Regions from separate parts of the Homo sapiens genome. Here region 1 is linked to region 2. Evidence: chromatin loops called from intact Hi-C (ENCODE). Cell type or tissue: PC-3. All regions are shown on one strand. Links, peaks and the distances in the headings refer to the core of each region. The heading gives the core; the rest is flanking DNA.

Region 1 (11,700 bases), core at 139-8,138, 75 kb after region 2:
TAGCCCAGAAATTGGGATGCAAAATGGCCAACCTTGTTCTAAGAAGATGGGCAGGGTCATCAGAGAGAGAGGGAGTTAGGAGAGCCAAGAGACGTAGGGGGTCGGGGGTGCCCAGGGTTGAGTCACACCTTGAACACATGTGGCACAATGGAGCGGTGGTGGCCAGACCACGCCTGCTTCACCAGGTCTGCATAGGCCTCTGCGATCTCACCCTTCATGCCCAGTGGGTTGCGGAAGTTGAGCTCCTCCAGGTAGCAGTTGTTGAGGAAGTACTCGGTGAGCTGTGGCACATTGCTGAGGCACTGCAGAGGCCAGAGACCAGGTGAATGAGGCAGAGGGGAGACAGAAGGTTCAAAGTGAGGATACACAAAAAGAAGCCAGGAGGAAAGAGAGAGGAAAACAAGAGAGAAGGGGAAGGGAGGAGAGAGAGGAGCAGGAGAGTAGGGGAGAGAAGGCATTAGGATTTCACGAGAAGGAAGAACGTGGGAACAGGGAAGAGAAGAGGGAAAATGAGGGCAAGCTGAGAGAAGAGGCTGATAGTTCAGGAATGAACGTGGGCGTGCCACTTCAGACTTGTGGGGCCTCAGCTTTCATCCTGACCCCTTGCCCTGTAGTCCCCTCAGGACCCCAGCTCTGTCCCCAATCCTCAGCTCTTGAAGCCCAACCACGTGGCTGTGCCAGACACAACTATAATGGCCCAACCTGCAGGGCCGAGTTCATGAAGCACGTGTTGCCCAGATTGGTGAGGCCACAGATGCCTGGCTGACCCTTGAAGTCCTCATCCTCTTCCGACATGTTGTTGTTCCTGGGGTTAGATGAGAAACTGTCAGCTGAGGGCCTGCTGCATGGGGGTGCAATGTGCTCATGGGCTAAATCATTTTGCCTACTGTGGGACGCCCCCGCTCTGGACCAGATACCCCAAGGGCTCACATGACATGCAGCTGTGCGCTGGGCCAAGTGCCATCTTTCTTGCGGGTCTCCATGATGATCAACTGGGTTGGAGAAAGAGAAAGAAGGAAAGGTATTAATGGAGGACATTATGGGTACCTAGCCTTCATTTCCCCCGAGTACTGCCAGGTGAGTCTATCTGCCAGTCCACCTGAACAGAAAAGCCCTCCCCACCCTTACCTGCCCAGTCTCAAGGGCCGCATCGAGAACCGTGATGTGTGTGTCATACAACCTATCCAAAGAGCCTTCTGAGTTCTTGGCCCAAAGCCGAGTGTCTTCCTGGGGCTCCACCAGAAACCGCTCCCGAGCTGTGCGCAATACTAGGCCTGTGCGGGGTGATGGAGTACATTCAAGATCTTTGTGAGACCCAAAATGATCAATCCATCTGGGCATACCTGACTCATCCCTACGGACCTCACATGCTTGGCCAATACCTGTGTCCTCAATCAGTCTCCAAATGACTGGCCCACACTCCAGACTGGAGATCTCCAGCAAATATCCTCTGCCACACCACGTAAGCCACTAGAATGTAGCTCACATACCCTCAGGGCTCTAGTAGATCCCCTCAGTGCCTCCACCCAACTTAGCCAATGCCTTCTGGGTCTTCCAAAGTCTGACCAGTGCCTTCTCAGTCAGCTTCAGCTTAACCCTATGCAACCTCAAGTCACTGAGTTGGGACTAGTAGCTAGGAACACCAACCCATTGCGTGACCCTTAGACTCACCAATAGAATCGGTATGGCTGAACTGAACAGTGTGAGATTTGCCCAAATCATTGTGCCGGACAAGCAGCAGTTCTACTGGGTACACTTCGACCTTCTGGATGTTGGGCAGCTCTATGACCTGTAAGAGTAGAGGGGTGCAGACACAGGTGTACTCACACAGACACAGCGCTGTGACCTCTCAAATGAGAGGAGCACACACTCTGCCTTACAAACATAGCATACAAACACACATATACAATGGTCTGTAAAGAGAGCCACACAGGGGAACACACACAGCAGACAAAGATACCTGTATGATGAGCTAGGAGGGGGAAGAGAGCAGACATATGTGTACCTACCCAGCATACATGGATCTGTACCCATGCTGGGCCTACAAGGCTTTCTTACTACGCACTCCCCGCCATGCACCCTCCCCATCCATTATACCTTGCGTTCAATGGGTGGCTGGCCATGCTCTAGACCATACCAGCTGACCAGGTAATGCCAAGCAGCTGCTGGGAGCAGCACATAATCCTCGCCTTCCACCAGTCCCTCCTTGAGGCGCCAGTTTATCTCATCTGTGGGGCGGGGGTGGAGGTGGCAGAGGAAGAATCAACAAAGGAAACTGACGAATGACTCTGGCCACCCCACCAGTGACCTAGCACACAGAATGGGCTTATGATCATCTGTAGGGACGGAAGGGACAAGAACTCCAGGGCTAGGGTGAGAAGGAGGCAAAGGCCTTGTACCTTGAAAGAGTGTGGCATTGTTGATGCAGCCAGGGAAGGTGCTGGAGTCCTGGTCCCCTCCCTGCACGTATGCCTCCCACTGCTTATACCAGTGCTTCTCCACAAGGAACCTGGGGCCCAGACAGGTAACAAGGGTGTTACATGGGTAGCTGAGGGTTAGCTATACAACTTCCCATGCCCAACAGACTGAAAGTATTGACACATTATAATTTAAGATGAAAAGTTTCAGCATCATATAAAAATAAATTCGAAGCAAAATTTATTCAGTGAAACTCAGATTTGTATGTTAGATAACTTCTTAGTATTAAAAAAGAAATCTGATTAAAAACAGAAAATGTGGTTAACAATGGCAAACAAACCAACAAAAAATCCATACTTATAGTGCTAGGAAACATGAGGTTTTATTATAGAATAAAAGATGATTCATTTGAATTAGTCTGTGGGATAACCCAGTTAAGTTAGGCTCAAGATATGTGCCATCTGCAGCTAATTTTATAAGGCTTTAGCCATTCATTATGTGTTTGTTTCTAAAGGATCTATCAATGGAAGCATAATTCTTCAGCTAAGAACTAGATTTGATAAATGGTGAAAAATCTGCTTTTAAAAGGAGCAAAGAATTTAAAATGCTAAAAAGAATCATAAGGTTTTCCTTCAAAAACTGCATACTGAAAAAAAAAAAAAAAAAAAAAAAAGACCGGGCACAGTGGCTCACGCCAGTAATCCCAGCACTTTGGGAGGTCAAGACGGGTGGATCACCTGAGGTCAGGAGTTCAAGACCAGCCTGGCTGACATGGTGAAACCGTCTCTACTAAAAAATACAACAAATTAGCCAGGTGTGCTGGCACGTGCCTGTAATCCCAGCTACTTGGGAGGCAGAGGCATGAGAATCACTTGAACCCTGGAGGCAGAGGTTGCAGTGAGCCGAGACTGCATCACTGCACTCCAGCCTGTGCGACAGAGTGACTCCATCTCAAAAAAAAAAAAAAAAAAAAGAACTGCATATTGCTATTGTTCATCATTTTTTAATTTAGAATTTACTTTGGCTTTATAGTAAATTCCTGAGCTTATGGTTCTCTTAAAAACTGTGATAAAAACATGTAACATAAAACTTACCATCAAGCATTTTTCAGTATACAGTTCAACTAGCTCTCTTTTAAAGGTGAAACTTATATGTACTACAAGGATAACCATTTAGAACTATATTGAAATCTACCTTTGTGAGAAATCCTGAAGTTTGGAAAATACTTGACATATAATAAGTGCTAAATGAATTTTAGCTGTCATTGTTCTGACAGCTTGGACTTCAGGACTTGGACATAAAAGCTCACAGACATAAACCTCCTCCTGCCTAAACACACACACACACACACACACACACACACACACACACACATACACACACACCTGTTCTGCTGTGGCATTTCTGACACATAAAAGGCTATCCCAAATACTGAGCAGCCTCAAATAAATGCTTTTTAAAAAATAACCAAATTTGATGAAATGCACATAACATTATATTGGCTGGTTTTCAAGCAATTTAACCTCATTATTATTATTATCATTTTTTGAGACAGAGTCTTGCTCTGTCGCCCAGGCTGGAGTGCAGTGGCACAATCTCAGCTCACTGCGACCTTTGCCTGCCGGGTTCAAGCGATTCTCCCAATTTAACCTCATCAATGTGATTCTTTAAAATGTCAACTTTCCCTTGTTCATGAAAGGATCAGAGAGGTGGGAGGATGGAGGGACAGACAAATCTTGGAATAGTCACAAGTCACCTAGATAGGCAAACATTTCTGTGGGTTTTTTGTTGGTTTTGTTTTTTTGCTGCACTGACCCCCACAGACCCTGCCCCATATCACTCACACCAGGGAAACAAACCCTTCTGTGCCGGTGGCTCAATGCTCAGACCCAACCCTGCACCCCACACACCACCATCCACCCTTTGTGGCTTTACTTGCCTCCATAGCCAGTCTATGAAGTTAATTTGTTCAGTAAAGCTATAGTTAACAGTACCTTCCAATGCAAAGGTAGGCACTGCTCAACTTCTTTTTAAGAGCAGATTTTGAACAAAAAATAACATTAAAATCACGCTGTAGAGTGGTAAGCAAAACTTCCAGACCTGGTCACAGGCTGAACTTCTATAGATTTCATAGAGGACTGACATTTTACATAATTTTTCACAGAAAATTATTACCATATTGCTTCAAGTCAAAGACACTTTAAAAAAATCATTGTTAACATCTCTGAAATCAGGATGTCTCACAATCTCTGTCAGGCCAGGTGGCAGTCACAACAAAGGTGTCATGGTCTGTATCAATAACACCCAAATTATTATATTTACAGCTGGGTATTCAATTTTTTGGATGCTATCATAAATGGTATCATAAATTTTAATTTTCTAGTTTCTTGCTGCCAGTATATACAGGTACAACTGATCTTGCTAAAGTCACTTAGGTTTATTCGTGCTTCCTCAAATTTGTTGAAATGATATGAAATATGTGCTTATGGAAAAAAGTTGCTAAACAATTCTTTATTTTCTGTCTTCTAGTTTTCTCTTGTGTCTGATTTGTGTTTGAAGATGGTTCATCCCACAAAAGGAAAAAGTGAAAATTTCCAAGGAGGCTATATTATTACAGATTTGAATTTGCCTTAAAATACAAGCTTCTCCCAGAAATTAAATCAGTTGTGATGACCAAATTAATTAACTACCCTCACCCAAATCTGCCAGCTGACAAAAGACAGAAGGTGCAAATATTAATACTGATACAAGATATATGATTTGGGGTTAGTCCATGACTTCAAAATGCTTTATAAACACATATATCCTGGCCACTTAAGCAAACCCCTGTAAAATGGAAAATGGACAGCAATAAAGAACCTTGAGATGCTTTGCTCTTACTAGAGAAGCATTAACAAAGTGGAGTTTAGCAAAAATGCTTCATGATAATACCCATGACAGCAGAGACAAACCGGCTTCAACACTGAACCAACACTGGTGTGGTAATTTTTTTAATGAGGTGAAATTCACATAACATAACATTAACCATCTTAAAGTGAACAATTCAGCGGCATTTAGAACATTCACAATGTTGTACAACCACAACCTCTCCCTAGTTCCAAAATATTTCATCATCCCAAAAGAAAACCCAGTACTGGTGGGGTAATTTTAAAGCGTATTATCAAGGATGACAGGATGTCATGTCCTACCAGTGACACAATCACAAGGCTACAAAGGTAGGAAGAGGCAAGGATCAAAGCCTCAAGGCCCTTTTGAACATCTTCAAATGAGTTACAAAACACTGTGGTTATTTTGTTTATTCTCAGGATGAAATGAGGCTTTTTCTTGCTGGAAAAGTGTGACGTAATGGCAGAAAAACACGGCTTGGGTTTGTATTCCCGATTTGGAAAATCTCAACTCATCTCCCCAGTAACAGAGATACACATTTCACTGGTGTGGTTATTAAAGAACTCTGTAGTGAGTAAACCTCACTCGAAAAAGCCCTAAGGTTAGATGTGTTTGAGGAACAGCAAGAGTCCAATATGGCCGGCCTGGATGGAGACAGGGAGGGAGTGCGTAATCAGAGGAGAGATATGGGAAGACATCAGAATGCAAGCAGGAGACCAGCTTCATAAAGGCTTGCAATTCATTGTAAGGATTTTAGCATCTACGCTGCAAGAGATGGGAAGCTGTTAAGAGTATTTTGAGGAATGGCTGGACATGATACATGTTTTAAAAATAATTACTGCATATGTAAAGAGGAAAATGGTACCTTTACAGTTGAGAAAGCTGGCCAACACTACCATAACCAAGTGATCAAGGTTAACATCACCAATGATGCCATGTGGATACCATGTATTACCCGATGCGAAGATAAGGGCTCACAGTATGCATCCAGTAGAATTTTATATATATGTATTCCATATATGTATAAAGTGAAAGCTTAGACAATACATACCGCTTAGGGATGCATACAGCTGTGGTAAAACATTAAAGAAAAGGAAGAGACTGTTAACTCAAAATTCAGGATAACAGTTTCCCATGGAGCAAGGAGGGGAATTTCCATCTGGGAGGGGCACAGAAGGATTTCTTAAGACAGTGTTCTGAATCTTAACATGGATGGTGAATTCACACGTTTTTATTTATTATTTAATTTTTAAACTTTGAAATAGATTGAGAAAAATGGCAAAAATAATACAGAGAATCCCCATATGTCCTTCATCCAGATTCTCCAAATCTAATATTTTACTCATTTGCTCAATCGTTGTTTCTTTACATGCATTTTTTGGTATTTTTATTTATTTTAAAATGGACAAAAATTGCATATATTTAGAGTGTACAGCATGAAGTTTTGACTTATGTATACATTGTGGAATGACTAAGTCAAGGCAATTAACACATCCATTACGTCACATACTTATTTTTTGGGGGGTGGTAGAACATGTAAAATCTTCTCTCAGTAATTTTCAAGTATACAATGAATTTATTAACTATAGTTGTACAATAGATCTGAACTTATTTTTCTTGTCTAACTGAAATGTTGTATCCTTTGACCAACATCTCCCCAATTTTATTTCCCCTCGCCATATATAAATTTATATATGCTAATTTTTCAGGCATTTGAGAATAAACTGCTTACACGATGCGTTCTTATCCCTAAATTTTTCAGTATTTCCTATAAACAAGGATATTATTTTTCACAGCCACAATGATCACAATTATTAGTAGTACTAGTATCTACCCACTTTAATAAAATTTCACCGACGTTTCCATTGCCTTTTACAGTAAAAGAGACAAAAATAATCTTATGATAAAAAATTGATTTTTAAAATAATTTTTTTTTCTGTTCCAGGATCCAATCGAGGATCACATGTTGCATTTAGTTATCATGACTCGTTAAATTGCATTAATTCCTTCAATTTGGAACAGTTCTTCAGCCTTTGTCTTTCATGATCCTGACATTTTTGAAGAGTGTAGGCCGTTTATTTTAACAGGATGTCCGTCAATCTGGGCTGCGTAAATGTTTTATATAATCTTTTTAAGTCTTACGTATTTCACAATTAAAAAACGAGATGCAACTCGGCGAGAAATAAAATGAACTCAGAAGCAGTAAATTTCAAGAAGGACTGTTTAGCAAGAAATCAGTAAAACAAGCCGATTTATCAAAATTCTATTTTTTAAAAAAACGACTTTTTCTTGATTCTAAAAACAAAACAGTACCAACACAGAAAACCAATTAAACATGGAAGGCCCCTCCGGTGCTAATCACCTGCACGTTCTCTCGACTCGGGAAGGCTTCCGCCAGAATCAAAAACCACGGCGCGTCATAAACTTTGCTTATTCGCAGGCGCCATTTTCTGCCTCATAGGCACCACCTCCCCTCCACTGTCGTCCCTCGGCCTCAGAGCACGCCCCTCAGCTCACGTCACCAACCTAACCTCGTTCCCAGGCTCCAGGCTCCTCCCCCCTCCCCCACGGAGGTCCCCGCTCCCTCCCTCGGACCGTTCGGCTCCATCCCGCTCTTCTGCTGACGTCACAAAGCTCGCCTCGTTCCCAGCCGCCCCGGAGCAATCGGAAACCGCTCCTCGCCCCCAAAAGTTGCATTACGCAGCGCAGGCCGCGCCCCCGCCTTATGTAGCAGAACCCACCTTCTTCCCAGGTTCCTACGCAGTTTCACTACGCAGGCCCGGCCCCACCTCCAGGACCGAAACTGGTCTCATCACAACAAACCCCATTTTGTTCTCAGGCGTCAGACTGCACCACACAGGCCCCGCCCCTTTTCCAGACGTTGCGATTCATTCAAAGGCACTTCCCCGCCCCTTTAGCCCGCTGTCCCGCCGGCCACTCCCCCGCCCCCGCACCCCGCAGCAGCTTTCCCGCGGCCCTCGGCCGCCGAATCCCCAGCGGTTGTCAATGCCCCCACCGTTCCCTCTGCCGAGGCTCCACCGCAGCCCAGCCTCACCAGCTTTCGCCGGCCCGCAGTGGACGTTCTCGCCCACTCTCGCCGTTTTCTATCTGGCGCCACTGGCTGTCCAGGCCTGGCAGCTCCTCGTGCTGTGGCTCTCTATCCTCAGTCACCGCCGCTGCCGCCGCCACAGCCGCCGCAGCAGCAGCTGGATTTGCTGCGACCGTCGCCATCGCCGTCCGTTCTCTTCTACAGCCAACGCAGCTGTGCGAGATTGGAAGACGCCCCTCAACAGCCACTTCCGGATTCTGGTCCCGGAAACGGAAGCAGAGCCCCCCAAACAGTCGCGGGGCTACTGCCATATTGGAAATGGCCCCGTGCACAGACGCGTCGAAGGGCTAGGTGGGGTAAAATCTTCAGTGGGAACCAAGAAAGACAAAAGTGCCTTGTGGGGTCCTAACGCCCTGTAGACTTAGGGCACAGGTGGCATGGAAAGTGGAGGCTGAGGTTCCCGAGGTGGGCTAGGACTCCTACCCTGGGAGCAGTGTTTTTGTTAGCCTGATCAGAATGCCCTTCATTGTACCATCAAAACCCAATGCAAAAGAGGTTTCCACCTCCAGAGACCCACCGAGGCCTGCGGGCTGTTGTTTCTCTTCCTGAACTAGATTTATTCACTAGACAAGGTGTTGAAGACAAGTTAGCCCCAGGCCCTATGTTTGTTGGAGTCATAGCAATCATAACTAAACTAGCTGTCCGCCCAGTTTAAGTGCTTTATTGGACTAAAATAGTAGCCTCAGGCAGCAGGTACTGTCCTTGTCACCCATGGGTAACAATGGGGACGCTGAGTACCAGAAACGTCCCTCAGCTAATTAGTGGTGGAGCTGCAGTTTAGACTTGAGAAATCTGGTTTCAGAGCTGTGACCTTAAACACCAGGCCAAACATTCTCCAACCGTGTGGTCCCAGTGGTCCCAGCCTGTCTACCGGTCCAAAAATCCTCTTGGGGTTTCACAAAATGAAAACTATTTTCACAATACTTTTTCACTCTCATTCTCTCAGGGGTGTACAGTGTGATTATCCAGAGGCTTCTGAATCCAGAGGCTATATGACATAAGCAAAAACTCTTTTGAATATCTTAAACTTTTAAGAACATAAAGGAATCCCGAGACCCAAAGTTTGAGAACCCTTGGACTAGGCCAGGGTCTCTCAACCTCAGCACTGTCATTTCTTTGTTGTGGGCATTGCAGGATATGTAGCAGCATCCCTGGCCTCTACCTACTAGATACCAAGTAGTACCCCTCAGGACAACCAAGTATCTCCAGACATTACCAAATGTCCTTTGGGGGAAAAATGTCTCTGGTTGAGAACCACTGCTCTAGGCTATGCTATTCTTTCCTCTGCTGGGGCTGCCAGCCCCGTTGATGATGACTTTAATTTCGAACCTCCCTTCCCCCTCACAATTTCATAATTTACCTATTTTCAGTTAATCTCTGCGGGGCAGGGATTGTGTCTTTATTACTGTGATTCCAGCCCCCAGCCCAGACCTGGCATAGATGAGGGGTCACAAACTCAGTTGTGTAAGCTCTGGGTGAGGAAAGGGAGCAGGCCTTTCACTTAAGGGTCCCCAAAGAAAGTGGCATTTGAGTTGAGTCAGACACATGGCAGATAGCTGCTCTTCAAGCCCAGTTGAATCTTGTCAGATTCTCTGAATTGATTCTCCCCATTGCCCCTCTGCAGACTCCCCCTCCCCATTTATCTGGGCAGCCAGGTAAATCCAAGAGACCTCCTTTCCCAGCCCTAGACCGTTTTTTTTTTTCCACCTTCCAGAGGCCAACCTCTGCCCACACCAGTGACCCTACCACTTCCCAGAGCAGTTGGGTGAGTTCTAGACCTTTTAAATCCAGCCTGGCAATCCTGTCCCCCTTTGCAAGGCCCTCCTTTTCCCATCCTCCCTTGCTGCCAGAAGTGGCCATGTCATCTGATTCTAGCCAAGAAATGGCACAGGAAGTCTGCTGAGGAGCTTGTGGAAGTTCCAGCCGTTAAAAGAACACAGACAGGTAAGGAAGGTGTTCTGTCTTCCCTGCTTGCTTTTCCATCTCTGGGGACATGGCAGTCATCATGGCACCATGAGGCTGCAAGCTGAAACATCACTAAAGTGCTTAGAAAGACACGGTAGAGGCTGGGCTTGGTGGCTCACACCTGTAATCACAGCACTTTGGGAAGCCGAGGTGGGTGGATCACTTGAGGTCAGGAGTTCGAGACTAACCTGGTCAATATGGTGAAACCCCATCTTTACTAAAAATAAAAAATTAGGTGGGCGTGGTTGTGCACGCCTGTAATCCCAGCTACTCAGGAGGCTGAGGCAGGAAAATCGCTTGAACCCAGGAGGCAAAGGTTGCAGTGAGCCAAGATTGTGCCGCCACATTCCAGCCTGGGCGACAGAGACTCTGTCTCAAAAAACAAACACACACAGTAGAGTGATTAGAAGTTCATGGGCCCCCACCACTGGGCTTTAGTAAACAGCCACTTAATTAGGGTTGCCATTACTTGCAGTATTTGCCTGGCCCTGCTCACCCCCTCTTCTGCTTAGAAAACAATCCTTGGCTTTGCCCAAGATGGTGGGACTGGGGCTGGAACTCACAGGACAAAGAAAATAAGTTTCAATTATCCTCATATCTGAGGGCAAACCCCAGGTTGTGTCATTGATCCCTGGCCTCTTGCAAACTCTCTCACCCATGCCCATGGTTTCTGTTACTTCCTGGACACTAATAATTGAAATTTCCAGGTCCATCTATGGCCCCACTGCTTAATTTGATCCATGTATTAAAGGATTTCTCTACCTACTCAGTGGTCCAAAATCTACCCCCTACCGTCCTGAACATTCCCTCCTCTTCATGGTTTCCTAGTCAGATGGCCATACTGGGCCTTTGCCTCATCTTCCCATCCATGGTTCTATTGGGCCGTCCAGTGTCTTTCAAACATCGTCTCTCCACTTCCCTGCCTCCACCCTCTTATCAGGCTTCCTCATATTCCTGGGCAAATCTAACTCCCCTTTCTGCTTCTCAACCCATCAACACCATTCAGCCTGCCCTACCTGCTTCAACTCCATGTTCTACTGTTACATATGCAATACCTTAGATGCCTTTTTCATAGTCGTGACGTGTCCCTGGCCCACTCCCAGTGTTTTCCTAGACAGTGGTGATGAGGTATGAATTCTCCAAGGTCCCAATAATCACCCCAGCTCGGCCACCCTCCACCCCTACAGGGATTTGCAAGCAGGCTTTTCACTTTAGACTTTTTAATATTTCATACAGCGATTATGGTGCATTCAGGAACCCAACCCCCCAAACCCACTAGGAGGGCTCCCACCCCTGCCCTCCCACCCCATTTCAGGGCCCCA
Region 2 (15,746 bases), core at 3,997-11,996:
TGGGGTTAAGGTGGTCGATCCTCTCTAGCAGTGTTCTGGGTGAACCTGGCTTGAGATGTGTAACTTTTGGTTAAATATTAGATTCAGAGTTAGAATAAGGACTGTATACAAAACGTTGAGTCTTAAAATTATTTGTTTTTTTTTTTTTTGGAAACAGGGTCTCATTCTATGGCCCAGGCTGGAGTGCAGTGGTGCAATCACAGCTTACTGCAGCCTCCAACTCCCCAGGCTCAGGTGATCCTCCCACCTCAGCCTCCCGAATAGCTGGGACTATAGGCACACACCACCACACCCAGCTAATTTTTGTATTTTTTAGAGAGACAGGGTCTTGCTATGTTGCCCAGGCTGGTCTTGAAGTCCTGGCTCAAGCAATCCTCTTGCCTCAGCCTCCTAAAGTGCTAGAATTATAGGCATCAGTCACTGTGCCCAGCCACAGCTTTATTTGTATTTATTTCTTTATTTTATTTTTATTTTATTTTATTTTATTTTTTGAGTCTTGCTCCATCGCCCAGGCTGGAGTGCAGTGGCGTGATCTCAGCTCACTGCAAGCTCTGCCTCCCGGATTCATGCCATTCTCCTGCCTCAGCCTCCTGAGTAGCTGGGACTACAGGCACCTGCCACCACGCCCAGCTAATTTTTTGTATTTTTAGTAGAGACGGGGTTTCACCGTATTGGCCAGGATGGTCTCGATCTCCTGACCTCGTGATCCGCCCGCCTTGGCCTCCCAAAGTACTGGGATTACAGGCGTGAGCCACTGCACCCGGCCTATTTCTTTATTTTTTTAAGACGGAGTCTTGCTCTTGTCGCCCAGGCTGGAGTCCAATGGCATGATCTCAGCTCACTGCAACCTCCACCGCCCGGGTTCAAGCGATTCTCCTGCCTCAGTCTCCCGAGTAGCTGGGATTACAGATGCGCACCACCATGCCCAGCTAAATTTTGTATTTTTAGTAGAGACAGGGTTTCACCATGTTGGCCAAGCTGGTCTCAAACTCCTGACCTAATGTGATCCACCCACCTCGGCCTCCCAAAGTGCTGGGATTACAGGCGTGAGCCACCGCACCTGGCCTGTTTGCTTGTTTTTGCTAAGCACTGGGTCCATGATGATTCCCAATTTACAGTTGAGGAAAATTAGGCCTGTAGTGCTGAAATACTCTGCATGAGGTCACATAGCTAGCAAGATGTAAAGCAGGGATTTGAACCCAGGTCTGACTCTACTAATCTATAAAGATGATAAAGAAATTCTAGGCAGAGTGAGTGGAGGGTGGGATTAGATTTGCTACCTTCTGTGATCTGTACACAGGGCAGGGGAAGAGAAGGTGGGCATGAGAGGCTTCAGAGCTGATGGAATTCAAGCTTTTCATTGAAGCCAATGGGAGGTTTGTTTCTTTTCTTTTCTTTTTAAAATTATTATTATTATTATTATTATTTTGAGACAGAGTCTCGCTCTGTTGCCCAGGCTGGAGTGCAGTGGCATGATCTTGGCTCACTACAACCTCTGCCTCCCAGGTTCAAGCAATTCTCCTGCCTCAGCCTCCGGAGTAGTTGGGATTACAGGCGCCTGCCACCACACCCGGCTAATTTTTTTTATTTTTAGTAGAGACAGGGTTTCAACATGTTGGCCAGGCTGGTCTCAAACTCCTGATTTCGTGATCCACCCACGTCGGCCTCCCAAAGTGCTGGGATTACAGGCGTGAGCCACCACATCCGACATCCGACCTTGTTTCTTTTCTTTTCTTTCTTTCTTCTTCTTTTTTTTTTTTTTTTTTTTTGAGACAGAGTCTTGCTGTGTCGCCCAGGCTGGAATGCAGTGGCACAATCTCGGCTTACTATATCCCCCTCCTCCTCCTGGGTTCAAGTGATTCTCCTCCCTCAGCCTCCTGAGTAGCTGGGATTACAGGCACGCACCACCACACCTGGCTAATTTTTGTGTTTTTTGTAGAGATGGGGTTTTGCCATGTTGGCTAGGCTGGTGTCCAACTCCTAAGCACAAGTGAGCCGCCCGTCTCAGCCTCCCTGTGTTGGGATTACAGGTGTGAGCCATGGTGCCTGGCCCAATGGGAAGTTTTAACTAGTGGGAATAACATAATCACGGTGTATTTCCAGCAGTCGCGTTGCAGTGTGAAGTGTACATTTAAGAAGGGGGAGAGAAGTGGGGATCAGATAGATATTTAGGATACTACTGCAGAAGTCCAGGTGCAAAATGTAATCAAGGCCTGAAGTAAAAATAGGGAACACTCTTAGCCAGGTTCCCTGTACTATGAGGCCCGCTGCATGCGCACCTCCTGGCCCATACACCCTGACCCCAGGGAAACCTTTTCTTGACAACTGGAACCAAGATCTTGGTGTTCTTTTGCAAAGTCAGAGCTTGTTAAATTGGAGTATAGGTTGGGCGTGGTGGCTCACACCTGTAATCCCAGCACTCTGGCAGGCTGAGTGGGGGGTGGATAACTTGAGCCCAGGAGTTCAAGACCAGCCTGGGCAACGTGGTGAAATGCTGTCTCTACTAAAAATACAAAAATTAGCTGGGCATGGTAGTGCCCGGTTGTAATCCCAGCACTTTGGGGGGCTGAAGCAGGAGGATTGCTTGAAGCCAGGAGTTCAAGACCAGCCTAGGCAACATAGTGAGACCCCTGTCTCTACAAAAATAAAAATCAATAAATTAATTTTTTTAAAAAGCAGTGAGCAGCTGGGCACGGTGGCTCATGCCTGTAATCCCAGCACTTTGGGAGGCCAAGGCAGCAGATCACCTGAGGTTGGGGGTTCGAGACCAGCCTGGCCAGCATGGTGAAATCCCATCTCTACTAAAAATACAAAAATTAGCTGGGCGTGGTGGCAGGCGCCTGTAATCCCAGCTACTTGGGAAGCTGAGGCAAGAGAGTTGCTTGAACCCGGGAGGTGGAGGTTGTGGTAAGCCAAGATGGTGCCATTGCACTCCAGTCTGGGCAATAGGGGGAGACCCCATTGAAAAAAAAAAAAAAGCAGTAAGCATGAGATGTGTCAGGGGGTTGAGAGACATTTGAAGAAAGTAAATCCTAGGGTTGGAGGACTGATAAGATGTAGGAACTGAAGATTACAGGGACAGTATCAAATCTGTTTTGAACAAGATGAGTTTGATGTATCTTTGTGACATCCAGATAGAGCTGTCCATCAAATAGTTATATAAAAGGGCTAAGGGCAGCATTTCCCAAAATGGTTGCCACAAAAGATAGTCCCCCAGGGCACCAGCAAATGTTAAAGGGAAAGCGGTGGGAGGGCTCTCCAGGGTCAAAAAAGTTAGGGAAAATTTTGGTTAAACAGGTGCAGAGCCTTTAAGATGCTAATATCTACTGGGAAATTCCAAGAGTAAGGGCATTCATTACTTATTTTTAGAGATTGTGTGTGTAGTGGGGGCGGGGTGTCTCACTTTGTTGCGCAGGCTGGTCTTGAACTGCTAGCCTCAAGCGATCCTCCCACCTCGACTTCCCAAAGTGTTGGGATTACAGGCATGAGCCACCATATCTGCCCCCTGAAAACTGTTTTGACCATGAACCGGTTTCTCTTTCCATAGAGTATCTAGGGGGACTCACGTTCCAAAGAACCGTTTCTGCAATGCTTGTTTTGAGCCTAGGAGAGAAAAGTGCATAACAGCATGGGGCAGCCCCTGCGTTACCATGGGAACAGAAGGCATGGCAGCAAGGAGATCAATAAACAGCCCCTGGAGTGAAAAGAAAGGAGGGCTGCAGACAAAGGCAGAAGCCGAGAGAAAGCCTAAGGAAGGCTGCCTAGATGGCTGGCCACCGCGCTTGGACGGGAGTCAGGAAACAAGAGCGTCTGGGAAGCTTATCTGTATGAAATCATTTTTTCCCAGGCCATTTTCCTCTTCATCGTTTATTCTTTCTGTTGATTTGTAAAACCTTTCACTGAAGCTTTTATCAGAAAAATGTACAAAGCAGCAGGACAGTAGCCATGGAAGCCAAAATCCACTAAGGAGTGGAGTGTGTAACCACTCACCTGCCAGGAAAAAAATATATACACAACCCATGGGTCCAACTGACCGAATTATTCCAAAGTGAATACACATTCCCCACAGTGACAATGCTTAGGTCAAGGAACAGAACATCACCAGCACCCCCGGAACCTCCCTTTGTGTCCTTCCCAAGCATTTGCTCCTACCCTCACTTGTTGCACCGTAGATTCATTTTGTCTGTTCTTTTTTTTTTTTTTTTTTGAAACGGGGTCTCCCAGGCTAGAGTACAGTGCAGTGGCGTGAGCTGAGATCACTGCAACCTCTGCCTCCCAGGTTCAAGCGATTCTCCCGCCTCAACCTCCTGAGTATCTGGGATTACAGGTCCATGCCACCACTCCCCATTAATTTTTTTTGTATTTTTAGTAGAGACGAGGTTTCACCATGTTGGCCAGGCTGGTCTCGAACTCCTGGCCTCAAGAGATCTGCCCGCCTTGGCCTCCCAAATTGCTGGGATTACAGGCATGAGCCACCAAGCCCAGCACTCCCTGTGCTTTTTAATGTATCCGTATAAGAAAATTTAGTTTTATGACAATATTGCCAGCAATACAAAGTATATTTTTAATCCAGACTCCTGAGGACAAGAATCTGAATTTATCCTGCATAGAAGATTAGAGAAGAAATAAACAAGTAACCATGTGTTAAAAGACATTTAGACATTTGGATAGTAACGTTGATTTAAATATAATTCTCTGGCAATGGAAAGTTGTTTTGTTTACAGCCCTTGAGGGTTTGCAAAAAGTCACTATGGTCGGGTGCAGTGGCTCACGCCTATAATCCCAGCACTTTGGGAGGCCGAGGCGGGAGGATCACCTGAGGTCAGGAGTTCAAAACCAGCCTGACCAATATGGCGAAAGCCTGTCTCTACTAAAAATACAAAATTTAGCTGGGCATGGTGGTGCGCGTCTGTAATCCCAGCTACTCGGGAGGCTGAGGCAGAAGAATCGTTTGAACCCGGGAGGTGGAGGCTGCAGTGAGTTGAGATCGTGCCACTGCACTCCAGCCTGGGCAACAGGGCGAGACTCTGTCTCAAAATAAATAAATAAGTAAATAAATAAATAAATAAATACTGATAAGATTCTAAGCTATAAGGCCTGTCTCATTGTATAAATTGTATGTGGAGGGCTCTAGCCAGGTGCCCTGGCAGCCTGGCATTTCTCCGCATAGGCTACAGAGTCAAAGCTTGGGAGCAGTCACCTGAATCCTGGTGGCATGCCCTGGCATCTTCGCCTGGAACACAGCAGTCCTGTGAAGAGCTATCACAAAGCTGTTTCTCATCTGCCTCCCTGGTTCTTTTTTTTGAGACAGGGTCTTGTTCTGTCACCTAGGCTGGAGTGCATGATCACGGCTCACTGCAGCCTTGACTTCCTGGGCTAAAGCAATCCTCCCACCTTGGCCTCCTGAGTAGCTGGGACTATCGGTGCATGCCACTACGCCTAGTTAATTTTTGTATTTTTTTGTAGACACAGGGTTTCACCATGTTACCCAAACCGATCTCAAATTCCTGGGCTCAGCTGGGTGCAGTGGCTCACGCCTGTAATCCCAGCACTTTGGGAGGCCGAGGTGGGTGGATCACCAGAGGTCAGAAGTTTGAGACCAGCCTGGCCAACATGGTGAAACCTTGTCTCTACTAAAAACACAAAAATTAGCCAGGTGTGGTGGTGGGTGCCTGTAATCCCAGCTACTCGGGGGGTTGAGGCAGGAGGACTGCTTGAAACTGGGAGGTGGAGGTTGCAGTGAGCCAAGATCACACCACTGCACTCCAGCCTGGGTGACAGAGAAAGATTCCGTCTCAGAAAAAAAAAAAAAAAAACTCCTGGGCTCAAGCGATCTACCTGCCTCAGCCTCCCAAAGTGTTGGGATTACAGGTGTGAGCCACTGCACCCAGCCTGTCTCTCTGGTTCTGATGACACAGGGGACTTTCTGCCTCAGCAGGCCTGCCCCTTAGGGTACAGTGGAAGATTTCACTGTAATTCTCAATTCCATTTTTTTTTTTTTTGAAACAGAGTCTTGCTCTGTCACCCAGGCTGGAGTGCAGCGGCACAATCTCAGTTCACTGCAACCTCTGCCTCCCGGGTTCAAGCAATTCTAGTGTCTCAGCCTCCCAAGCAGCTGGGACTACAGGCATGAGCCACCACACCCGGCTAATTTTTTGCATTTTTAGTAGAGACGGGGTTTCACCATGTTGGCCAGGCTGGTCTTGAACTCCTGGCCTCAAGTAATCCACCCACCTCAGCCCCCCAAAGTGCTGGGATTACAGGCGTGAGCCACCGCACCCAGCTGACTTCATTGTAATTTTTAAGACGGCTTGGCTGTAGTTTAGAGGAGGGTCATCCACAACAAAGTGAGCCACCATGCATGTTTTGTGTCATCTAGTTGAGTGTCATCCTCTGGGATGACACAATGACCTTGCTTTTACTGTGTGAACATAATAAATCCTTATGCGGCTGGGCAAGGTGGCTCACACTTGTAATCCTTAACACTTTGGGAGGCTGAGGCAGGAGGAATGTTTAAGTCCAGAAATTCAAGACCAGCTGAAGAAGCATAGCAAGACCCCATCTCTACAAAAAATAAAAATAGAATTGTCAGGCGTGGTGGCACATACCTGTAGTCCCAGCTACTCGGGAGGCTGAGGTGGGAGGGTCACTTGAGCCTGGGAGGTCGAGGCTGCAGTGAGCCGTGATTGTGCTACTGAACTCATGCCTGGGTGACAGAGTGAGACTGTGTCTGAAAAAAAATAAATAAAAATAAAAATGAGTTTGTTGTCTCCTTACCAGCTGAATCTAAAGAAATGTGACAAGCCAACTTTACTGTGCTGCTGCTTAACAACTGCTTGGCCGCTTGACAAATTGGCATCCAACGTGAAGCCAAGTAAGGTCACAATGTCTTTTTGGAGAGAAGACAGAGGAGCTCTGCAAGCCAAGTTAAGGGCAATGGGGAGACACCCCCCAACCCTGCCCCCCCCCCCCACCGCCCAGGTCTGATCACACATGCTTTCTTTCTCTTTTTAGGGCACTGCTACATGTAAAAAGCACTCATAGGGAAAACTCTACTACCATTTGTCACCAGTGGGTGAGTTCTCAGTGCAAGTGCCTCTACCCTCTGATGTCTGGAGCTTTCACTACATAGCTGATGTTCCGTTGGGTGGCAATTCAAAAGCATTAGTCTCGGCTGGGTGTAGCGGCTCACACCTGTAATCCTAGCACTTTGGGAGGATGAGGCGGGTGGATCACTTGAGGTCAGGAGTTCAAGAACAACCTGGTCAACATGACGAAACCCCGTTTCTACTAAATGTACCAAAAAATTAGCCAGGCATGATGATGGGTGCCTGTAATCACAGCTACTCGGGAGGCTGAGACAGGAGAATCACTCGAACCCGAGAGGTGGAGGGTGCAGTGAGCTGAGATCACGCCACTGCACTCCAACCTTGGTGACAGAGTGAGACTCCATCTCAAAAAAAAAAAAAAGCCTTAGTCTCACAGCCCGAACCAAGGTGTTGTCGCGCCTCCACCAGCAGGGGTAGCTGGTCAACCCCAACAAAATCCAGAGTCCTGCTTGCCAAGTAAAGTTTCTTATAGCGAATCTGCAGGGGTGGATTCAAAATACTCAGCTCTCTGGAAGCCAAAATGGGGAAAAGATGCTGTTTGTTACAAAGTAGAGAACTCTACATTTCTGATTCGGATGCCAGACCATTAGTCCATTAGTCTTTTGGTTACAGAGTCCCCATTACACTAGGCATTGGCCCCCACCTGCTCCTAATAGATTGACCACATCGAACCTGTGACACCCTCTCAGGTTCTCAGGGGTGCCTCACCATGGTTGATACTGTTACAGTAGGTAGTCAGGCAGACACGAGCAGGGCAGGAGCGCCCCCACCCCCACCCCCAGGAATGTCAGGCGACCATCAGGTGACAGTCAGGCGGTTGTTAAACTGTTTTTCTAAAATGGTAATTGGTTGAGGTTGGCACCAGGGAAAGGTGGTCTCCCAATAAATAGAAAACACCTGAAGCTGGTGAACAGCAGCTTTCTGATAAGATTCCAGGAGTTGGGCGAATGGGCTCAATCATGCGCACTAAGAGGCGGAGTTTAACTGGTATCTGACCTTTCGGCTGGTAAGGGAAGAATGCCTCAAGTGAGCTTGCGTACAACTCCAGTAAACACAGTGTGCATGTGGCCCCTTCTAGGTGCTGGCAGGCCACTGTGCATGGGGACAGCCCACCCCAAGGGAAGAATCATGGGAGAAGGGACGCAAGACCCTGGAAGCATGCTGAAGTATAAAACCCCAAGTCAAAGGTCAAACCATGCACTTGACTCTTTAGTCACCCACTTTGCCCTCTTCCAAGTGCACTTTACTTCCTTTTGTTCCTGCTCTAGAGCTTTTTAATAAACTTTTGCTCCTGCTCTAAAACTTGCCTCAGTCTCTCCTTCTGCTTTATGCCCCTCAGTTGAATTCTTTCTTCTTATGAGGCAAGGATTGAGGTTGCCGCAGACCCACACGGATTCGCCACTGTGAAGGATACTTGTTCAAACTGTGTTATGTTTTACTTGATGGACACACACTCAAGTGGTTTGAACTGATGCTGCTAAAAGTACCGTAATAGTCTGGGCGTAGTGGCTCAAGCCTGTAATCCCAGCACTTTGGGAGGCTGAGGCAGGCAGATCACCTGAGGTCAGGAGTTCAAGACCAGCCTGGCCAACATGGTGAAACCCCGTCTCTACTAAAAATACAAAAAAATTTAGCCAGGCATGGTGGTGCACACCTGTAATCCCAGCTACTTGGGAGGCTGAGGCAGGAGAATCACTTGAACCCGGGAGGCGGAGGTAGCCATGAGCCAAGATTGCTCCACTGCATTCTAGCCTGGGCAATAGAGGAAGACTCAGTCTCCAAAAAAAATAAATAAATAATAAAAGTACTGTAATAATAGATGTGTAATACTGCTCCTGGTTTTCTTGTTTTTTTTTGAGACAGGGTCTCACTCTGTTGCCCAGGAGAGTGCAGTGCACAATCATGGCTCACTGCAGCCTCGACTTCCCAGGCTCAAGCGATCCTCCTGCCCAGCCTCCTGAGTAGCTGGGACTACAGGTGTGCACCATCATGCCCAGTTAATTTTTGTATTTGCTGTACAAACATAGTCTCACTATGTTGCCCAGGCTGGTGTCAAACTCTTGGATTCAAGCAATTCTCCCACCCCAGCTTCCCAAAGTGTTGGCATTACAGGCATGAGCCACTATGCCCTGCCTTCTCCTGATTATATGAGATGTTCTCAATGGAGGAATGCTACAATTAAAACAGCAGCTGTGGGATAGAACACAAGCAGGAGTCCACCTGGCTTCCTCCACCCAGCCATGAGGTATCAGTAAAATAACACAAGATGGAGGAGGGGTGTGGAGAAGATCACTGTATTAAACAAAAACCTAATAGAGATGGCAGTGCTCTGAATAAAAAAATCCAACGGGCTATACAGAGTGCCATCACACTTGGGCCGATCAGGCCTAATGGGCCTTTTGAATGCCAGGGACTGACAATTATGCAGACTGGAAGCTATGGCAAAAAGAAGTTGCCACTATGCCATGCTGCCCCCTGGGATTTTGCATATGGCACTTGCCTTGATACATGGAGATTCCTGAGGCTAACAGGATCTGATTCACAGACAGATCAACTAAGTGAAAGTCTGATGAGGTGCCCTGAGCCATTTGCAGCAGTGCAACCACACACACACAAAAAAACTCTGTTTAAAACTTTGCAGCCTGGGCAAAATTGTGAGACCCCATCTCTACAAAAAATAAAAATTTAGCCAGGCATAGTAGTGCGTGCCTGTAGTCCCAGCTACTCGGAGGCTGAGGCAGGAGGATTGCTTGACCCCAGGAGGTTGAGGCTGCAGTGAGCTGTGATTGTGCCACTCCACTCAGCTTGGGTAACAGAGTGAGAACCCGTCTCAAAACAAAAACAAAAACGAAAACAAAAAACTTTGCATCATGCAGACCCAGGGGAAGGGGAGAAGACCTTCTACTCCTAAGTCCAGCACCAAGGCAAATGGAGCAGAAGGCCTACCAACACCCGAAGCTGAAAAAAGTCCTCCCACCTCCCAACTCCACATCTTCCATCCCCTACCCAGCAGCACCAGATGGAACCAGGGAAGCAACATCTGCCCCTGGCACCAATAAAGACTGAGATAACGCCCTAATGGAACCAGGCAAATGAAACAGACCAGAAGGACACTGTAAGGTCTCTGTAAACAAAATTGTCATCGGAGGCTGGGTGTGGTGGCTCACACCTGTAATCCCAGCACTTTGGGAGAGTGAGGTGGGAGGATCACTTGAGCCCAGGAGTTTCAGACCAGCTCAGGCAGCATAGCAAGACCTCGTCTCTACTAAAAATTAAAATATTAACCAGGCATGGTGGCACGTGCCTATAGTCCCAGCTACTCAAGAGGCTGAAGAAGGAGGGTCCCTTGAACACAGGAAGTCAAGGCTGCAACAAGCTATGATCATACCACTGCACTCCAGCCTGGGCAACAGAGCAAGATCTTGTCTCTACGAATTTTTTTTAATTGTCATTGGAACCTGAATGCTAAACCTAAACAGAATGACTGCCTACTAAAATAGAGATTTAAATAGGACCCTGAATGTCCTAGCATATAGACGAAATGTCCAGGATACAATAAAAAATCAGATGTCATAACAAAACCCAGAGAAATCACAATGTAAATGAAAGGAGACCATCAATAGAAGCCAATAGTGGCTGGGCAGGGTGGCTCACAGCTATAATCCCAGCATTTTGGGAGGCCAAGGCAGGCGGATCACTTGAGCCCCGAAGTTCAAGACCAGCCTGGACAACATGGTGAAACCTCATCTCTACAAAAAAAAAAAAATAAACAAACAGAAAAATTAGCCAGGCGTGGTGGCACATGCCTGTAGTCCCATCTACTCAGGAGGCTGAGCTGGGAGGATCACCTGAGCCCAGGTTAAGTTGAGGCTGCAGTGAGCCATGATTGTGCCACTGCACTCCAGCCTAGGCAACAGAGTAAGACTCTGTCTCAAAAAAACAAAAACAAAAACAAAACAAACAAACAAACAGGCCAGGTGCAGTGGCTCACACCTGTAATCCCAGCACTTTGGGAGACCGAGGCGGGTGGATCACTTGAGGTCAGGAGTCCGAGACCAGCCTGACCAACATGGTGAAACCCCCGTCTCTACTAAAAATACAAAAATGAGCCGGGTGTGGTGGCAGGCACCTGTAATCTCAACTACTCAGGAGGCTAAGACAGGAGAATCGCTTGAACCTGGGAGGCAGAGGTTGCAGTGAGCCAAGATCATGCCACTGTACTCTAGCTTGGGTGATAGAGCAAGACTCAGTCTCAAAAAAAAAGCCAAAAAACAAAACAGAGAAACAGAAGCCAATAACAAGATGAATCAGATGCTGGAATTATCTGACAAGGATTTTAGAGTAGTCATCATAAAAATGATTCAATAAGGAATTACAAATAAACTGGAAACAAAAGAAGAAATAGAAATCCTTGTGCCAGGCGTGGTGGCTCACGCCTGTAATCCCAGCACTTTGAGAGGCCAAGGCAGTTGAATCATTTGAGCCCAGGAATTTGAGACCAGCCTGGGCAACATGGTGAAGCCCCACCTCTACAAAAAATACAAAAAGTAGCCAGGTATGATGGTGTGCACCTGTGGTCCCAGCTACTTGAGAGGCTAAGCTAGGAGAATCAATTGAGCCCAGTAGGTTGAAGCTGCAGTGAGCTGTGACTGCACCACTGCACTCCAGCCTGGTCAATAGAGTGAGACCCTGTTAAAAAATAAATAAATAAATAAATGAAAAAAAAAACAAGAAGGAAAATCTCACCATATAGATGATATAGAAAAAGAACCAAATAGAAATGATAGAAATAAAAATTATAAATGAAAGTTAAAACTGATCAGGTGCGGTGGCTCACGCTTGTAATCCCAGCACTTTGGGAGGCCTAGGCGGGCAGATCACATGGTCAGGAGTTCGAGACCAGCCTGACCAAGGTGGTGAAACCCCTTCTCTACTAAAAATACAAAAATTAGCCGGGTGTGGTTGCACACATCTGTAATCCCAGCTACTCAGGAGGCTGAGTCAGAAGAATTGCTCAAACCCAGGAGGCAGGGGTTGCAGTGAGCCAAGATCGCGCCATTGCACTCCAGCCTGGGCGACAGAGGGAGATTCTTAAAAAAAAAAAAAAAAAAAAAGTAGGCGCTGTGGTTCACGCCTGTAATCCCAACATTTTGGGAGGGCGAGGTGGGTGGATCACCTGAGGTCGGGAGTTCGAGACCAGCCTGACCAAAATGAAGAAACCCTGTCTCTACGAAAAATACAAAATTAGCCAGGCATGGTGGCGCATGCCTGCAATCCCAGCTACCCAGGAGGCTGAGGCAGGAGAATCACTTGAACCTGGGAGGCAGAGGTTGTGGTAAGCCGAGATCGCGCCATCGCACTCCAGCCTGGGCAAAAAAAAAAAAAAGTTAAAACTAATGCAAAGGGTTCAATGGCAGGATGAACGTGACAGAGAAGTGACTTGGCAGACAGAACAGTAGAAATTGTCCAATCTCATCAACAGGGGCAAAATACACTAAAAAAAGATGGACAGTCTCAGAGACCTACAGAGCAATAACAAAGATCTAAGATTTATATCACTAGACTGGACTTCTACAAGTAGACAAGAAACAGAGTAGTGATGAAAAAATATTGGAAGAAATAATGGCTGAAAGTTTCATATATATATATATATTTTTTTAATTTTTTTTTCTCGAGACAGAGTCTCCCTTTGTTGCCCAGGTTAGAGTGCAGTGGTGCTATCTCAGCTCACTGCAACCTCTGCCTCGTGGGCTCAAACAATTCTCCTGCCTCAGCCTCCTGAGTAGCTGGGACTACAGGCGTGTGCCACCACGCCCAGCTAATTTTTTTTTTTTTTTCAGTAGAGACGTGGTTTCACCATGTTGACCAGGCTGGTCTCAAACTCTTGACCTCAGGTGATCCACTCACCTCGGCCTCCCAAAGGGCTGGGGTTACAGGCATGAGCCACTGCACCCGGCCCAAGCTTCCCAAATTGGGCAAAAGACATAAACCTACGGATTGAAGAAGCTGAGCAAACCCCAGTAGGGTAAACCAAACAAAACCCACGCCCATATGTCATCATTTAACCTCTAAACGCTAAAAACAAAGGAAAACCCTTGAAAGCAGCTAGAGAGAAATGACACATGAGGCATAGGGGACACTGATTAGAATGACAGTGGCGTTCTCATCTGAAACTAGGGAAACTGAAAGGAAGTGGCATGATATTCTTCAAGTACTGAAAGAACTGTCAACTGAGAGTCCTACATTGGGGAAAGTCTCTTTCAGGAATGAGAGGGAAATAAAGACATTCTCAGGCGAAGGAAAACTAAAACAAGCCTGTGTTAATCAGTTCAGGCTACCATGACGAAATACCATAGACTGGGTGGCTTGAACAACATGAATTCATTTCTCACAGTTCGGGAGGCTGGGAAGCCCTCAGTCAAGATGCTGGCTGATCTGGTTCCCAGAAAGGGCTCTCTTAGCAGCTTGCAGAGGGCTGCCTCCTGGCTGTGTCCTTCCATGGTGGGAGGAGAGAGAAGGGTAGGGGAAACAAGCTTTCTGGTGTCTCTTATAAGGGTACTCATCCCATTACAAGGGCCCGTGATGACCTCATCTAAACCCAATTACTTCCCCAAAGTCCCACATCCAAATACTGTCACATAGGGGGTGAAGTCTTCAACACATGAATTTTGGGGGAGACAAAATTCAGTCCATAGCAAATTTGTTTCTAGGACATCTGCTATTAAAGAAAGGTGACAGGAAGTTCTTCAAACAGAAGTGAAATAACAGATGAAGGCTTGGAACTTCAGAAAGGAAAAGAGAACAACAGAATGGGTTAAAACAGGAGTAAATACTCTCCTCATGAGCTTTTTTTTCTCTCATGAGGTTTTAAAACCATATTTGATGGTTGAAGCAAAACATTGTAACAACATTTGATACGGTTTTCAATGTATATAGAGAGAACACTTAGGACAATTACATTTTGAAAATAGGATAGGTAAAGGGATCTAAAGGGAAGTAAATTCCTCCACGTCAATTACAGTGGTAAAACACTGACATCGGTGGACTGTGATAAGTTACACGTGCAAGTTGTAATACCTAGAGCAATCACTAAGAAGACCATACAAAGTGATTGTCGTAGTACATTCTGTGCTGCTGTAACAGAATACCTGAGATTGGATAATTTATAAAACACAAAACTTTATTTCTCACAGTTCTGGAGGCTGAGAAGTCCAAGATCCAGTCACTAGCAGGTTTGGCATCTGGGAAGGGCTGCTCTCTGCTTCTAAGATTGTGCCTTGAATGCTGCATCCTCTGGAGTGGGGGAACACTGTGTCCTCACATGGCAAAAAAAGGGGAAAGGGCAAAAAGGGAGGTATTCCCTCCATGAAGCCCTTTTCTAACAGTATTAATCTGTTCATAAGGGCAGAGTCCTCTTGACCTAAACACATCCCAAAAGACCCCACCTCCCAACACTGCTGCATTGGGGATCAAGTTTAGACATGAATTTTTGGAAGGGACACAAACATTCAAATCATAGCAGTGATATGCCCAAAAATTATATAAATAAGTCAAAATGGAATTCTAAAAACAATGGTCATGTACCCACCCCAAGGAAGGCAAAGGGAGAGAAACAAAGAAATGAGAATCAGAGGGAACAAACAGAAAAAAATAATAAAATATACAAATTTAAACCACAATGAGATATCTCCTCACACCTGCCAGAATGGCTATTATCCAAAAGACGAAGTTGGGCACAACAGTGGATGCCTTTAGTATCAGCTACTAGGGAAGCTGAGATGGGAGGATTGCTTGAGCCCAAGAGTTCTAGGCCAGCCTGGGCAACACAGTGAGACCCCTACAACTTCTTTTTTTTTCTTTTTTTTTTTTTTTTGAGACAGAGTCTTGCTCTGTTGCCCCAGCTGGAGTGCAGTGGTGGGATCTCAGCTCACCACAACCTCTGCCTCCTGGGTTCAAGCAATTCTCCTGCCTCAGCCTCCCGAGTAGCTGGATTACAGGCGCGCACCACCACGCCTGGCTAATTTTTGTATTTTTAGTAGAGACAGGGTTTCACCATGTTGGTCATGCTGGTCTCAAACTCCTGACCTCGTGATCCCCCCACCTCAGCCTCCCAAAGTGCTGGGATTACAGGTGTGAGCCACCGCACCCAGACCATAAAATACAATTTTAAAAAAGATGAAAGATAACAAATGTTGGTGAGAATGTGGAGAACAGGGAACCCTTACACACTGTTGTGAAGAATGTAAACTTGTACAACCGTTACGGAAAATTGTATGGAGGTTCCTTAAAAATTAAAAATCCCACTTCTGGGTATACATCCAAAGGATTTGAAATCAATACGTTAAAATGATATCTGCACTCTTATGTTCATGATATCATTATTCATAATAGCCAAGATAAGGAATCAACCTGTGTCATCAACACATGAATGGATAAAGAAAATGTGGTAAATACACACAATGGAACACTATTCAGCCTTTAAAAGGAAGGAAATTCTGTCATTTGCACTAACATGGATGAACCTGCAGGACATTATGCTAAGTAAAATAAGCCAGACACAGAAAGACAAATACCACATGTTCTCATTTATGTATGAAATCTAAAACAATCAAATTCATAGAAGCAGAGAATAGAATC

The links. Hi-C counts contacts between places; a loop is a spot of excess contacts. Peaks named below come from ENCODE experiments on the same cell type or tissue, not always from the same donor. Only the 100,000 strongest peaks of a DNase experiment are listed, where the experiment ranks them.
Region 1: it touches region 2 in a loop (5-fold over the local background); 10 of 110 quality-filtered maps call a loop at or near these places.

What each region holds. Positions count from the first base shown.
Region 1 is chrX:47,229,879-47,241,578 of GRCh38, reverse strand. USP11 (ubiquitin specific peptidase 11) reads right to left here and starts at 8,570. Exons shown (of 21, transcript NM_001371072.1): 1 at 8,360-8,570; 2 at 2,400-2,509; 3 at 2,098-2,228; 4 at 1,672-1,789; 5 at 1,129-1,274; 6 at 931-992; 7 at 703-805; 8 at 129-302; 9 at 1-38. The coding sequence starts at 8,535. It overlaps CDK16 (cyclin dependent kinase 16), which reads right to left. Exons shown (of 16, transcript NM_006201.5): 16 at 11,582-11,700. RefSeq lists enhancers at 7,632-8,215, 8,641-8,690 and a cis regulatory region at 7,693-8,915. In PC-3, for the core only: no CTCF peak of the experiment used is centred there; a DNase peak (open chromatin) is centred at 8,038; H3K4me3 peaks cover 1,829 bases; H3K27ac peaks cover 2,029 bases.
Region 2 is chrX:47,304,362-47,320,107 of GRCh38, reverse strand. No RefSeq gene overlaps it. Among named protein-coding and RNA genes, the nearest start is that of ZNF157, 58 kb to the left of the region's middle. RefSeq lists enhancers at 2,143-2,780, 7,724-8,018, 7,572-8,072 and a silencer at 7,447-7,506. In PC-3, for the core only: a CTCF peak has its summit at 7,527 (motif pointing right); a DNase peak (open chromatin) is centred at 7,527; H3K4me3 peaks cover 465 bases; H3K27ac peaks cover 540 bases.